Linked DNA regions of Homo sapiens: region 1 is linked to region 2. Evidence: chromatin contacts called from ENCODE Hi-C or POLR2A ChIA-PET data. All regions are on one chromosome and are shown on one strand. The core of a region is the stretch at or near the end of the contact, and the rest is flanking DNA. Distances in the headings are between cores, read along the strand shown. Region 1 overlaps MCF2L (MCF.2 cell line derived transforming sequence like). Region 2 has its middle 28 kb from the start of GRTP1.

Region 1 (6,641 bases), core at 2,721-5,220, 340 kb before region 2:
CCCAGTGGGATTGAACATGCACTTCCTCTTACACAAAGCACAACAGTCCTGACCAGGCAGGACGGGGGCTGTGTGCAGAGACGCTCCAGGCTGGAAGTTGGAAGTGGTACTGCACAGCTTTCCTATGTGATTTTCTCCTTTCCAAATCAGGCCATCTAGCTGCGACACTGAACTAGCCACCACCGCCTCCCTTCCCCAGTAACCCAGCCTCGCATGTAGCCACCCTCCTTTCCAAGGACTTTCCCTTGGCATCCGAGAGTCTGTTTGCAGATTCTGCACGCTGCCTTCCATAGCAGAAGGGGAGCTGGGTTTGCTGTTGGTTTTAACCCAGAGTAATCATTTAAGAGGGAAGAGATTAAGTCAGCAGAAGCCCCCAAATCTTATTTTTGTCGGTAGCTCCCACCCGTATGCATGACCCCGGCATGGAGCATTTTTCACCCACGCTCGCTCTCCCCGCCTGTCCGTCCAAATTTCATTGCTGCCAAAGGACCAAAAAAGGCTGCCTGTCTGCCAAGAGGTGACCCAGAGCCTGGGTCCAGGCACCTGCATGTTCTCACGCCCGCCACAGCCCGTCCCTCCCAGGCTCTGGGACCCTGGGTCCTCAGCTGTGATGGCACAATTGCTCCAAGCATTCCCCAGCACCAAACCCCAGTGAAGTCAGATTCTCCCAGTGAAGTCAGATTCTCCTGGCCTTTCCTGGGTCCCGCGTTCAGACTACCTTTGGGTTCCCCAGCCTCTCGGTGGCTGCTGGCTGGTGCGCCAAGGTTTGAGGTATACTGAAAAAAGTCATTCCTTTCCCCGCACATTGCCTCATTCCTTCATCTTTTACAAGAATTAGAGGCCCCATATCTGCTCCGATGCCCACAACCTTCATCGTTTTGGTGCAAGCCTGTCCCTGAGCCGCTGGTTCTCATCGAAGTCTTTAGGATGAGGCATCTCCTTGCACCCCCACGGCACCTCTCTGCCCCTCGCCGCGGCGGATCCCCGTTCCTGACCCTGACTCAACCTGGCACACACCACCTATGGCATCGTTATCTGAAATAATTCAAAACGCTTCAGGATGCTTCCAAAAAAGTAGACGTGTATAGAATCGGTCTTCCTTTGTTTTAACAGTGCGTTCGTTTGCTTTTGCGTCACTATAAAGACGTACTTGAGCTGGGTAATTGATAAAGAAAGAGGCGTAATTGGCTCACAGTTCTGCAGGCTGCACAGGCTTAGCACCTGCATCTTCTCAGCTTCTGAGGGGGCCTCAGGGAGCTGCCAGTCGTGGTGGAAGGCAGCGGGGAGCCGGCATCACATGGTGAGAGAGGGAGCGAGAGAGAAGGGGGAGGTCCCAGACTTTTGAACAGCCAGATCTCCAGTGAACTTACTGAGCGAGAACTCACCCGTCACCAAGGGGATGGCGCTGAGCCATTCATAAGGGGTCACGCCCAGACTTAATCACCTCCCACCAGGCCCCACCTCAGCACTGGGAATCGCATTTCAACATGAGACTTGGAGGGGACAAAAATCCCATCCATATCAAGCATCCCCAGAAATGCAGAAAGTTCTTTAGATAAAAGCCATCACCAGCTAACAGCCATGTGTGCCTTTCATTATTGTACGTCTTAAATGAGTTTGCACATGAAGTCATAGGCAACTCTAAAAATTAAATCATAAGAACCCACGGGGTCAGACACACATGGACGGACAACAGATACTCTTGGGAAGCACCCATCCGTCCTGGGCGGGTCCCACAATGCTCCCAGCAGGCACGTCGTCGTTTAAACAACAGACAACACCGTTACAGCCGCATCTTTTATGCTTACCTGCCGCTGATATAAACCAGCCATCAGGACGACTCTTAGCAACACGTGGGTGTAGGAGTCGGCCTCCCTGCCAGGGCACTTGCGGTGTCAGGACGCACCTGGGTGCCTTTCATGCCCGTGGGGTCCAGGCACCTGCATCTTCACACACCTGCCACAGCCCGTCCCTCACACGGCTCATGCCTCACTACATGTGCCCCGTCCCCTCTGCTCACGCCTCGCTACGTGTGCCCCGTCCCCTCTGCTCACACCTCGCTACGCGTGCCCTGTCCCCTCTGCTCACGCCTCACTACGCGTGCCCCAGAGCCTCCGCTGATGCCTCGCTACGCGTGCCCCGGCCCCTCCGCTGACGCCTCGCTACGCGTGCCCCAGTGCCCTCGCACACACATCACCACGTGTGTGTCTCAGATTAATCAGTCACTCCCGGGTTAGATGACAAGAGCTTCCCCAGATACGAGGTTACTTTTTAAGAAATACAAAAATCATTTTCTAAAAGCAAAGTATTTCTGCGAGGTCACCCTACAGGATAGCGAAGCAGCCCACAGCAGACCCGTGATTTAGGTGTCGATCTTCAGCTGCCGAGTGTCCTGTTCCGTTCACCGAGTGTGTGATCGGATGAATTTCTTAAGCAGGTTGGCTCATCTTGAAAGCTCTGTCTTGTGAGCATCATAACTGAACAGTTAGTGTTTTAGTTTTTATTTTTGCATTGATTCTTACACCATAAAAATATGGCTTTTTCTGTCCTTCCTTTAATTCTCAGAATTGACCAACATTGGTTTGGAAGTAACAGAAGCCAGCATTTTCCAGCAAAATCACCCAGAATTCTCTCTGAACACCAGTGCTTTCTTGCTATAATAATTTACGGTCTTTTTTTTTTTTTTTTTTTTTGAGACGGAGTCTCATTCTTTCGCCCAGGCCGGACTGCAGTGGCGCGATCTCAGCTCACTGCAAGCTCTGCCTCCCCGGGTTCACGCCATTCTCCTGCCTCAGCCTCCCAAGTAGCTGGGACTACAGGCACCTGCCACCACGCCCGGCTAATTTTTTATATTTTTAGTAGAGACGGGGTTTCACCCACGTTAGCCAGGATGGTCTCAATCTCCTGACCTCGTGATCCGCCTGCCTCGGCCTCCCAAAGTGCTGGGATTACAGGTGTGAGCCACCGCGCCCGGCTTATGGTCATATTAATACACAGACTCTGTGTAGTTAGCACGTCCTGAGGCTTTTCTCTGTCCCAGGCACTGCCTGGGCATCACGGATGTGAGGGAGGAAGTGAGCAAGGCTCACCGCCAGCTGGGTGAGGACAGTTGAGGGGCATCACAATGGGGTCACAGGCAGGGGCAGCAGGGAGCAGCCAGGAGGGTGGCTGAGCCATGGGGAGGGGGCAGAGTTAGGCCCCACATGCCAGGCCCCATCCACCTGGGCTGTGACCCTGGAGAGGGCGTCTTCCTGTCCCCAGGCCCCTGCTACCCAGGAGCCCGCCGCCTCCAGAAGGGTTTGGTGCAGGAGGGGCATGAGAAACCGGCAGGAGATGATGATGGTGGACATTGGATGGGCCAGGAGACATGGAGCTCACAGCCCTGGTTTCATGAAGGAGAAGTGGGCCACAAGGCCAAGGAGGCAGGAGGCGGGCAGTGGTGGCACTGTCATAGGAGCTGGTTGTGCATGTGCTGAGGCTTAGAGGGTCACTGGTCAAGGGAGTGAGGGCAGCTGTGGACCCAGCCAAGCCTAGGTCCTGGGCAGACCAGGAGGGGTGAGGGTCTCTGCAGTGGGGAAGGGGTGGGTGGTGGGGCTGGCGGGGAGGCCCCAGGCTCTGTCCATGAGCCACGCACTCCTTGGAGAGGGCAGACCAGGGATGACCCCTTGGGCATCTTGATTCAGTTTTTTGGAAATGGTGCAGTTGACCTGACGTGGGGACACCAAGTAGTGGCTGCAGCGGGGCACCTGGACGCCAACCCCTGGGCTCCAGGCCTTGACAGCGAGCTTTGGCTGGCCTAGGCTTCCACCTAAAGTGGCTTTGGGAAAACTAGCACTTAGCAACAGTCCAGGCCAGCCGAGCCCTCAAGCAGGTTTCCAAACAGGCACAGGCTCCAGCTGCCCGACCCCACCAGGGTGCCCAGCTCATGGTGCTGCGGGCGCCACAAAGCAAGCCCGTGGCAGAGACTTGCCTCCAAGCGCTCGGCCACCGAGGAGGACGCAGCGCTTACATAATGTGCCGGGATCCGGGGCTATTTTTAGCCACCATATGTGCTGTCTTAAGAGCTGAGCTCTCCCTAATTTGGGGTGTTCTTTTTTCTTTTCTGGATGCCTTCAGCATGGCTTGGAATAGAAAAATTAGACATTGGAAGAGCCAAAATCCAGTGTTCCTAAAACCAGGCTCCCAATCGAGAGCAAGACCCATGTGATGCTGAGGGCGTGTGGGAGAAGGATAGGTTCACAGCTACCCACCCAGGGGGCAGAAAGATGAGATCCTCTGAGAACTCACGTCTCTTCTCCCTTAGGCAGTTGTGCGGTCCTCAGATAGAAGCATCTTTTATAAAATGCTGTTGCAACATCTAACCCTCTTCCACTGTACTGCATGTGTGAGTGTGTGAGTGTGAGTGTGTGACTGTGTGTGTGTGCGAGCGAGTGGGAGTGTAAGTGAATGTGAGACTGTGTGAGTGTGTGAGTGTGTGCGCGAGTGGGAGTGTAAGTGAATGTGTGTGAGACTGTGAGTGTGAGAGTGTGTGTGTGTGAGAGTGAGTGTGTGTGTGCGTGTTCACATTTTGGGAATTTGTAATAGAGTATATATATTCATGTTTAGAGCTAGCCTAAATCAAACTAAATCTAGATCCTCAAGTAGGTGGCTGGAGAAAGTGAATCTGATTTTTAGACTGCATGGGGCCACAACTCTCTTTCCTGTAACGCCGGTGCAGTCTGTGTGTGCAGGAAAGGTAGAAAACAAGGTGTCTGAGGGACCCCGGACTTCTAGGTCGTCCAGCAAATCTTTCACATTTGCAAAGTACGATTGTATGCGGCCCCCCTGTGCCAGCTACTGGGGCTCTGGGGAGGAGCTCACCGTGGGGGCGGTGGGGGCGGTGGGAGCCGTGGGGGCCGGGGCGGTGGAGGGGGGGGTGGCTGGGGGAGCGGGGAGGCGGGAGGAGCAGGGGGGGCGGGGGCGGGGGGGGCGGGGGGAGCGGGGGGGTGCGGGGGGCGGTGGCGGGGGGAGGGGGGCGGCAGGGGGCGGTGGGAGCGGTGCTAACTCCAGGAGGACTTCCCGGCGGAGGTGATGCTTGGTGAGAGCCTGACGGGAGGAGGAGTTGTCCAGATGGAGGGGGGCGAGGAGCTTCCCCTGGGAACACAAAGCAGCTGGCTGCCGAGGGAGAGAGGGCCAGGTCCGTGTGCCCCTCTCGGAAGAGGCGAGACCGTCCCCCAGGGCAGGGAACTGAAATGCGCGCTGCATAACTGCGGCGACACGGGGGTGGGGGACCCAGCTCTTCCCGGTGTGGCTGAGCTTTCTCAGAACACCGCTGCTGTGTGCAGCAAGCACCTGCCCAGGTGAGCACAGTCCCCCCGTGGTGGACAGAAGGGGACCAGGATCTGCAGGCTGTCTCCTCCGCACCAGCTGCTGTGGCAAATGCGTTTCAGCGCACCCTGCGCGTTCACCAACCGCCGATTACAGGGGAGGAGCTGGGCTTCGGGGCGACGAGGGAAGCTGCCGATGGGGTGGGGCGGCTCTGGGGGCGGCCTGGGCCTTTCTGTCTCTGAAGCCCGAGCTCTCTCCCTACTCCGGTGGTCCCAGGGCCACGGCGGTGGGCGGTGCCGGTCATGCAGAATATTGCAGGGGGAGGCAGCCCGTGAGGCTTCCACGACGCTGAGAGCGTCTATTTAAACGACTGTCCTTCATCCGAGGGTTCGCTCCTCCCACCTAAGGGTGGATTTGACAGCCTTGGGGTATCCAGCAGGGGTGGGAGATCCAGAGGCCCCAAGCCCTTCTTCACTGTGTATTTCCTGGAACATGGAATCCAAGGGTCCAATAACGGGCGGCACGAGCCACTTTGCTCTCTCTAAAGACCTCGGAGGCGACACAGTGAATAACAAGGTTGTCTTAGTCCGGGTCTGCTGCTTATATGTCAAGAGTATCTGAAACTGGGCACTTTACAACGAAAAAGAATTCATGCCTTACAGTTGAGGAGCCTCACCTGGTGAGATCCCTCTTGCTGGTGGGTCCTGAGGCGACGCGGGACCTCACCTGGCGAGGGGAGAGTGAGCCAGCCCAGGGCTGCCCCCGCTGCTTACAAAGCCACCAGGCCCCCACCCACCCCCACGACAGCCCGTTAATCCGAGAATCCGTGAATGGATGAATCCATTCATGAGGGTGGGGCCGTCCTGACCCAGTCACCTCTGAAAGGTACTGCCTCTCAATGCTGCCATGAGTTTCGAAGTTTGGTAGGGACGAACATTCCAACCACACCAAATGTATATTTCAGAATTGCTAAAAGAATCCATTTTAAATGTTCTCAGCACAGAAAACTGGTGAGTGGGTGAGGTGACAGATCGGTTAATTGGCTTGATTTAATCATTCCACTGAGGATACCTATAGCAAAACATCACTGGGTGCCCCGTAAGTAGATACAATCATGATTTGTCAGTTAAATGTAGAAACATTTTTTTAAAAAGATAAACAGAGAAAAAGAAAGAGCTCTGAGACCCGGGCTCGCTCAGCGGTTTTTTCTCGCAGAGAAGAGGAAGGAGCCCGGGGGTCCCTGGGACCAGGTGCCTCATGAGGCTCCGTGTGGGCCGTGGACCCTGCAGGCCACGCCGGCTTCCCTGACTGATAAACCCAGAGCCAGGCCTTGC
Region 2 (6,766 bases), core at 3,898-6,397:
CTAATTTCTCCAAAATTTGGGAACTAGTTGTGAGTATTCTTAATTTATGGCAATATAGCTATTTGCATAAGTGCAATAAGAATCTGTTTTCTTTTTTTTTTTTTTTTTTGAGACAGAGTCTTGCTCTGTTGCCCAGGCTGGAGTGCAATGGTATGATCTCGGCTCACTGCAACCTCCGCCTCCCAGGTTCAAGCAATTCTCCTGTCTCTGCCTCCCAAGTAGCTGGGATTACAGGTGCCAGCCACCACACCTGGCTAATTTTTGTATTTGTAGTAGAGATGAGGTTTCACCATGTTGGCCAGGCTGGTCTTGAACTCTTGACCTCAGGTGGTCTGCCTGCCTCGGCCTCCCAAAGCGCTGGGATTACAGGTGTGAGCCACTGTGCCTGGCCAGGAATCTGTTTTCTTTTGCAACAGGACACAATTGGAGAAACTGCTTATTTTACCAAGGATTTGACTAGAATGATGTGTTTTCCTTTAAGAAATTAAACGTGACTTATAGAGCTGATAAAGCCCCTTGGGAAAACTGACCTGATACGTTCTCTCCACAGTCCTTATACAGAGTTCCTGACCCGTGGTAAGTAAAGAATGTCACTTTATGCTGGGTGCGGTGGCTCATGCCTGTAATCCCAGCACTTTGAGAGGCTGAGGCGGGTGGATCATGAGGTCAGGAGATTGAGACCATCTTGGCTAAGATGGTGAAACCCTGTCTCTACTAAAAATACAAAAAATTAGCGGGGCATGGTGGCGGGCACCTGTAGTCCCACCTATTCAGGAGGCTGAGGCAGGAGAATGGCATGAACCCGGGGGGGCGGAGCTTGCAGTGAGCAGAGATCATGCCACTGCACTCCAGCCTGGGCAACAGAGCGAGATTCGGTCTCAAAAAAAAAAAAAGTCACTTTCTCACAGGCCCAGGAGCCCCAAGTTATCTTGGAAACTCAAGAGGAGAGAAATTTACTCAACTTACAGGTATTTGAGGGTACAAACCCATGGCGGGGCTCAGTTCTAAAAGAGTCTTAGCTAAGATTCCTTCTACGGAACAGAGTTCCATCAAAGCCAATTTAAAAAGAACCTATGTGAAAAATATTCTTGCTGCCCTTTATACAAATAATCAGGCCAAGTATAATAAAGTAAATCAGTCTTACCATGATTTGCCTTTAGTAAAAATGGGAAACTAGAGAGAGAAATATTATGTTTCAGGAACTGTGGTATGTTGTTTTTAAATTCTAGTCTCATCAGTTGTTTTTAGATTTGCTTCTGGAATTTAGGCTAACCTTGCTTATTCCTGTGAACCAACCAGTGAACTCTGACTGCTGCTCAGAAGAAATAAGAGGGATGGGTAATGTAAAAATCTGAATCAATATTCTAATTCTGGGCACACTAGAATTGGCTAGCAACCTCACATCATCTTGGTTCCAATAGTTGCCCAGTTCATGAAAAGCCTTCTAATTTAGTTTACTTGGAATAATTGTACTTATTTTGCTTTACTATTGTGGAATATATTGTTGTTGTACTCTGTGTAGGTATGCAAAATAAACTTGCTCAATGTTTTCTTAAACTGAACACTTATTAATTGCCCAGATATCACCTTTTGTTGGAACTTAAGAGTTATGAATAGCCCTCACCACACTGATGCCTTCTGACTGTGCTCCTCTCTACCCTGAACACAAGGGACCCTAATAGTTAGGCAGGAATGTCATCGCCCCTATTCAGCCTGAAGAAGTTACAGAAGATGGATCTTCATCCCCCTGCAACTCTTAGGATTAAGGGTTCTCTTATAAAAGGGAAAGAGAAAATGTCAGGCATGTTTGAACCAGAGCAACTCCATCTTGAGTAGGAGCTGGGTAAAATGAGGCTGAGACCTATTGGACGGCATTCCCAGGAAGTGAGACATTCTAAGTCACAGGATGAGATAGGAGATTGGCACAAGATATAGATCATAAAGACCTTGCTGATAAGACAGGTTGCAGCAAAGAAGCCGGCCAAACCCACCAAAACCAAAATGGCCACAAGAGTGACCTCTGGTCATCCTCACTGCTACACTCCCACCAGCTCCGTGACAGTTTACAGATGCCATGGCAACGTCAGGAAGTTACCCTATATGGTCTAAAAAGGGGAGCATGAATAATCCACCCCTTGTTTAGCATATCATCAAGAAATCACCATAAAAATGGGCAACCAGCAGCCCTCAGCTGCTCGCCTATGGAGTAGCCATTCTTTATTTCTTTATTTTCTTAATAAACTGGTTTCACTTGTCTCTATGGACTCGCTCTGAATTCTTTCTTGCGCGAGATCCAAGAACGCCCTCTGGGGGTCTGGATCGGGACCCCTGTCTGGTAACAACTGCAGATATCTCCCTCCAACACATTGAGCTGTGTGTTGATGTCTTGGAACTTGCTAGCTGTGAATTAACCTAACAATGCCATCCCCCACCCTGCAACCCACACCCTGCAGCTCAACGGTGCACAGCCCATCACTAATCAATGTTATTTCTGTCAACCAACAAGAATTCCTGAAAAACAACTTTGTATCAGCCACTCCCTGTTCCCCTTTTTGCCTTTAAAATCCTGATTGTAATAAAGGCCTAATGGGGCTCATATCCAAGGCCACTCGAGTCTCCCAGGCAGCTGTCCTCACCTTGGCTCAAGTCAACTCTTTAAATCATAATTTGCACCTCAGCCTCTTCCTTCTTGTCACCCTTACGTAAGTGGGATCCCACAGAATTTGTCCTTCTGTGTCTGGCTAATTTCACTCAGCATGGTGTCCTCAAGCTTCACCCAAGTTCCAGGGTAGGGAGGTTTTCATACAATTTTGTAGCCCGCGTAACCTCTCTACTGTGGGAGGTGCTCCGAAAGTGAATTTGGTTGACTCTCTTTCCTCCTTGAGCTTTTCTTGGACACATTTCTGGCTTGGTGGGCCAAAGTCTGCTAAGAAGAAACTCATCTCTGTCCATCAAAGGGGGAAATGGTGAGGGCTGTATGCCCTGGGAGCGGCCACCCTCTCAGAAGACACAGAAACAGAGCACTTTAACCTCCTTCTATCAAAGTCCTAGAAGAGGAAGGTGTGCTTTAAAAACAGACTCTTCTCATGAATCCTGTTGAAGTCTCACTCACTCTGTTGCCTAGGCCGGTGTGCAGTGGCACCATCTCAGCTCACTGCCAGCTTTGCCTTCTGGGTTCAAGCAATTCTCCTGTCTCAGCCTCCCAAGTAGCTGGGACCACAAGTGCCTGCCACCATGCCCAGCTAACTTTTTGTAGAGATGGGGTTTTGCCATGTTGGCCAGGCTGGTTTTGAACTTTTGAGCTCAAGCGATCCACTCGCCTCAGCCTCCCAAAGTGCTGGGATTACAGGTGTGAGCTACCGCGCCCGGCCTTTTTTTTTCTTTCTTTTTTCTTTTATTAAGACAGGGTCTTGCTCTGTTGCCCAGACTGGAGTGCAGTGGTACAATCTTGGCTCACTGCAGCCTCAACCTCCTGGGCGCAACTCATCCTCCTGCCTTAGCCTCCCAAAATGCTGGGATTACAGGCATGAGCCTCCGTGCCTGGCAGTGGGATCCTCTTTACCTGAACTGCCCAGGGACCTCCATAAGTATCCCTGGCTGGGGGCCGTGGGTCACGCCTGTAATCTCAGCACTTTGGGAGGCTAAGGTAGGAGGATTGCTTGAGCCCAGGAGTTCAAGACCAGCCTGGACAACATAGCAAGACCCTGTCTCTACAAAAAAATACAAAAATTAGTGCATACCTGTGATCCCAGCTACTCAGGAGGCTGAGGCGGGAGAATTGCTTGAGCCCAGGAGGTTGAGGCTGCAGTGAGCCATGATTGCACCACTGCACTCCAGTCTGGGCGATAAAGTGAAACCCCGACTCTTAAAAAAAACGGGCTGGGCACGGTGGCTCACGCCTGCAATCCCAGAACTTTGGGACGCTGAGGCCGGCGGATCACCTGAGGTCAGGAGTTCGAGACCAGCCTGACCAACATGGAGAAAACTCCATCTCTGCTGAAAAAAAAAAATTAGCCAGGTGTGGTGGCACATGCCTATAATCCCAGCTACTCGGGAGGCTGAGGCAGGAGAATCGCTTGAACCTGGGAGGTGGAGGTTGCAGTGAGCCGAGATCGCGCCATTGCGCTCCAGCCTGGGCAATAAGAGTGAAGCTTGGTCTCAAAAAAAAAAAAAAGTATCCCTGGCACCTTCTCACAGACAGAACAGGGAAAAGGAGGGGCGGTTTACATCCCTGTGGAGCACAGCAAACCCACACAATGAGCCTTTCAGGTGTGGGGGGCAGGAGCAGGGCGGGGGCTGTCTCCCAGGGACCATCAGTCGGTTGGCTCAGGGGCTCAGGAGCCCAGGCCCGATGCCAGGAAGCTTCTCACCCCTAAGGAGAGGACACGCAGTCAGTCCGACTGGCAAAGTGGCCGGATCAGCGCCTGGCTGTGCCACCCCACATGGAGTGCCACACGCGGTCACAACAGCCCCATGACGTAGGTCCCAGTATTACTATTTTAGGGAAGACTGTGGTACACGCACCCGGACACACAGTTGCACATATGGCCACACAGGCCTCCACCTCTACTACCCAGACAAGTGCCCCAGTGCGCATCACACATGCACATGGGTGTGTACACAGCCTGCCCAGACACAGCCCTCCACAACACAGGGACCCACCCATGCACACACGCGTGTGCACACACACCAAGCAGACACGGCCCCTACACAACACAGGGACCCACCCATGCACACACGCGTGTGCACACACACCAAGCAGACACAGCCCTCCACAACACAGGGACCCACACATGTACACACTAAGGAAATGTGGAAACACTACGTGACCTCCGGTGGCAAGGCCATGGCTGGAAGCCCTGCAGCCTCTCCGGCTTCCAGGTCCTGATGCCAAGGCTGCCCCTCCCAGAATCCACGAGGAGGTCACCGTCCCCGCTCCGCACCAGGGAGGGGCTCCAGAAGCCCGGAGGCCAGCGCCGAGGTCCCCGCACGTACGCCTGTGTCCCCGGCTCTGGGGAAGGCAACCGTCCCTTAGGGGGCCGGGAACCTGCGCGCCGCCCCGACTCCCGCCCACCCCGGCGGCTCCCGGCGGCTCCCGGCGGCGTCCGGATGTGGCAGCAGCTCGCGGGCCGGGGCTTCCTCTTGCAGCAGCCGCCGCCCGGGAGGCCGGCAGCGCCCCCTGGCGGACTCAGGCAGGAGGCGTCCGGCGAGGCGGGCGCGGGGTAGGCGGGCGCGGGACGGTGCAGCCCGAGGCCTGTCCCTGCAGGTGCAGGAGGGACCCGTCGCTCCCCTGCGCACCGAGGGGGCGACAACCCCTCCCAGAGACCTGCTGCCCGCGGAGCCTCCCCCAGTGACTCGTGCGGTCCCCAAAGGAGAGGCGGGAAGCCGAGTCCTGGAGAAGCCTGGAGACAATGGGCAACAGGGGCATTGGGCCTCCGTCCAGCCCCCGCCAGCGCCCCAGGGTCACACATAGGCCTTTATTTTCTGATCCTGAAAGTGATGCAAGTGCATTTAAATTAACGCAGAAAGCAGTGACAGATAACGACGGGAAAACACACCTACACATCGGGTGTTCGTGGATAACCACTGCTCACCTTTTTTCGCGTTTCTCTTTCTTTGCCCCCTTCACACGTATTTACATATTTGAATCTACTATTTTATACTGGATTTTTTTTTTCTTTTTGAGGTGTAGCTTCACTCTTGTTGCCCAGGCTGGAGTGCAATGGCGCCATCTCGGCTCACTGTAACCTCTGCCTCCTGGGTTCAAGCGATTCTCCTGCCTCAGCCTCCTGAGTAGCTGGGATTACAGGCGTCCGCCGCCACCATGTCCAGCTAATTTCTGTATTTTTAGTAGAGATGGGGTTTCCCCATGTTGGCCGGGCTGATCTCGAACTCCTGACCTCAGGTGATCCACCCTCCTTGGCCTCCCAAAGTGCTGGGATTACAGGCATGAGCCACTGCGCCCGGCCTTATATTGGATTTTAAACATTAAATGGTACAATATTTTCCATTTCACAAAGTTCTTCCTCAGCTAATTTTAAATGACTGCTATTTCACTGAATAAGACACCACACTTTATTTAACTAATCTCTTTTTTTTTTTTGAGAGGGAGTCTTGCAATGTTGCCCAGGCTGGAGTGCAATGGTGTGATCTCGTCTCACCGCAACCTCCGCCTCCTGGGTTCAAGCGATTCTCCTGCCTCAGCCTCCCTAGTAGCTGGGATTACAGGTGCCCGCCACCACGCCCAGCTAATTTTTTGTATTTTTAGTAGACACGGGGTTTCACTGTGTTGGCCAGGCTGGTCTTGAACTCCTGACTTCGTGATCCGCCCGCCTCGGCCTCCCAAAGTGCTGGGATTACAGGCGTGAGCCACCGCGCCTGGCCAACTAATCTCTTAATTGGTGGACATTTGTGTCACTTATGGCTGTATCTTGAGTAGTACCACGCTGGACAGATTGCTTTTCCTAAATACAGTTTCTCAAAGCTGGAATTGCTGGGCTGAGGAGCCACCCCTTCTAAAGGTTCTTGACATTATTGCCAAATTGCTTTATAAAAAGGAAGGGCCAATGTTTGGTCCCATCAGGAATGACTGTCTCCGTACATCCTCAGAGGTAGTGAGTGTTACCGATTCCTTTTAAAAATTGGGGGTTTTGGTTCTCAACTTGATAGACCCATGAGAGTTCAACTTCATGTCTTTGACCACCACGCACGCAGTATGTGGTCCGATACGGCACGTCCACCGTGGATGTTGATGGGGACAGCCCCG

Evidence for each region. A loop is a pair of places that touch in the nucleus more often than their neighbours do. ChIA-PET counts read pairs that join two places held with the same protein, here RNA polymerase II (POLR2A). Pooled maps may share reads with other maps.
Region 1: a loop to region 2 is called in a pooled map, with 2.0 times the contacts of the local background. The contact joins two enhancer-like sites. A Hi-C loop is called at or near these places in 31 of 168 maps with a recorded cell type or tissue (A673, Caco-2, HCT116 and 19 more), 2 of 37 single-sample maps with no recorded cell type and 34 of 50 pooled maps. POLR2A ChIA-PET finds 5 or more read pairs at or near these places in 1 of 52 experiments (PC-3).

What each region holds. Positions count from the first base shown.
Region 1 is chr13:113,045,766-113,052,406 of GRCh38, forward strand. All of the region lies in intron 4 of MCF2L (MCF.2 cell line derived transforming sequence like), which reads left to right. Among named protein-coding and RNA genes, the nearest start is that of F7, 57 kb to the right of the region's middle. RefSeq lists an enhancer at 4,719-5,305. Within about 2 kb of position 3,971, at least 3 of the 41 ENCODE cell types and tissues checked have a DNase peak (open chromatin) inside an H3K27ac peak, as active enhancers do.
Region 2 is chr13:113,388,969-113,395,734 of GRCh38, forward strand. No RefSeq gene overlaps it. Among named protein-coding and RNA genes, the nearest start is that of GRTP1, 28 kb to the left of the region's middle. RefSeq lists an enhancer at 4,495-5,036 and silencers at 4,954-5,303, 5,314-5,423. Within about 2 kb of position 5,148, at least 14 of the 41 ENCODE cell types and tissues checked have a DNase peak (open chromatin) inside an H3K27ac peak, as active enhancers do.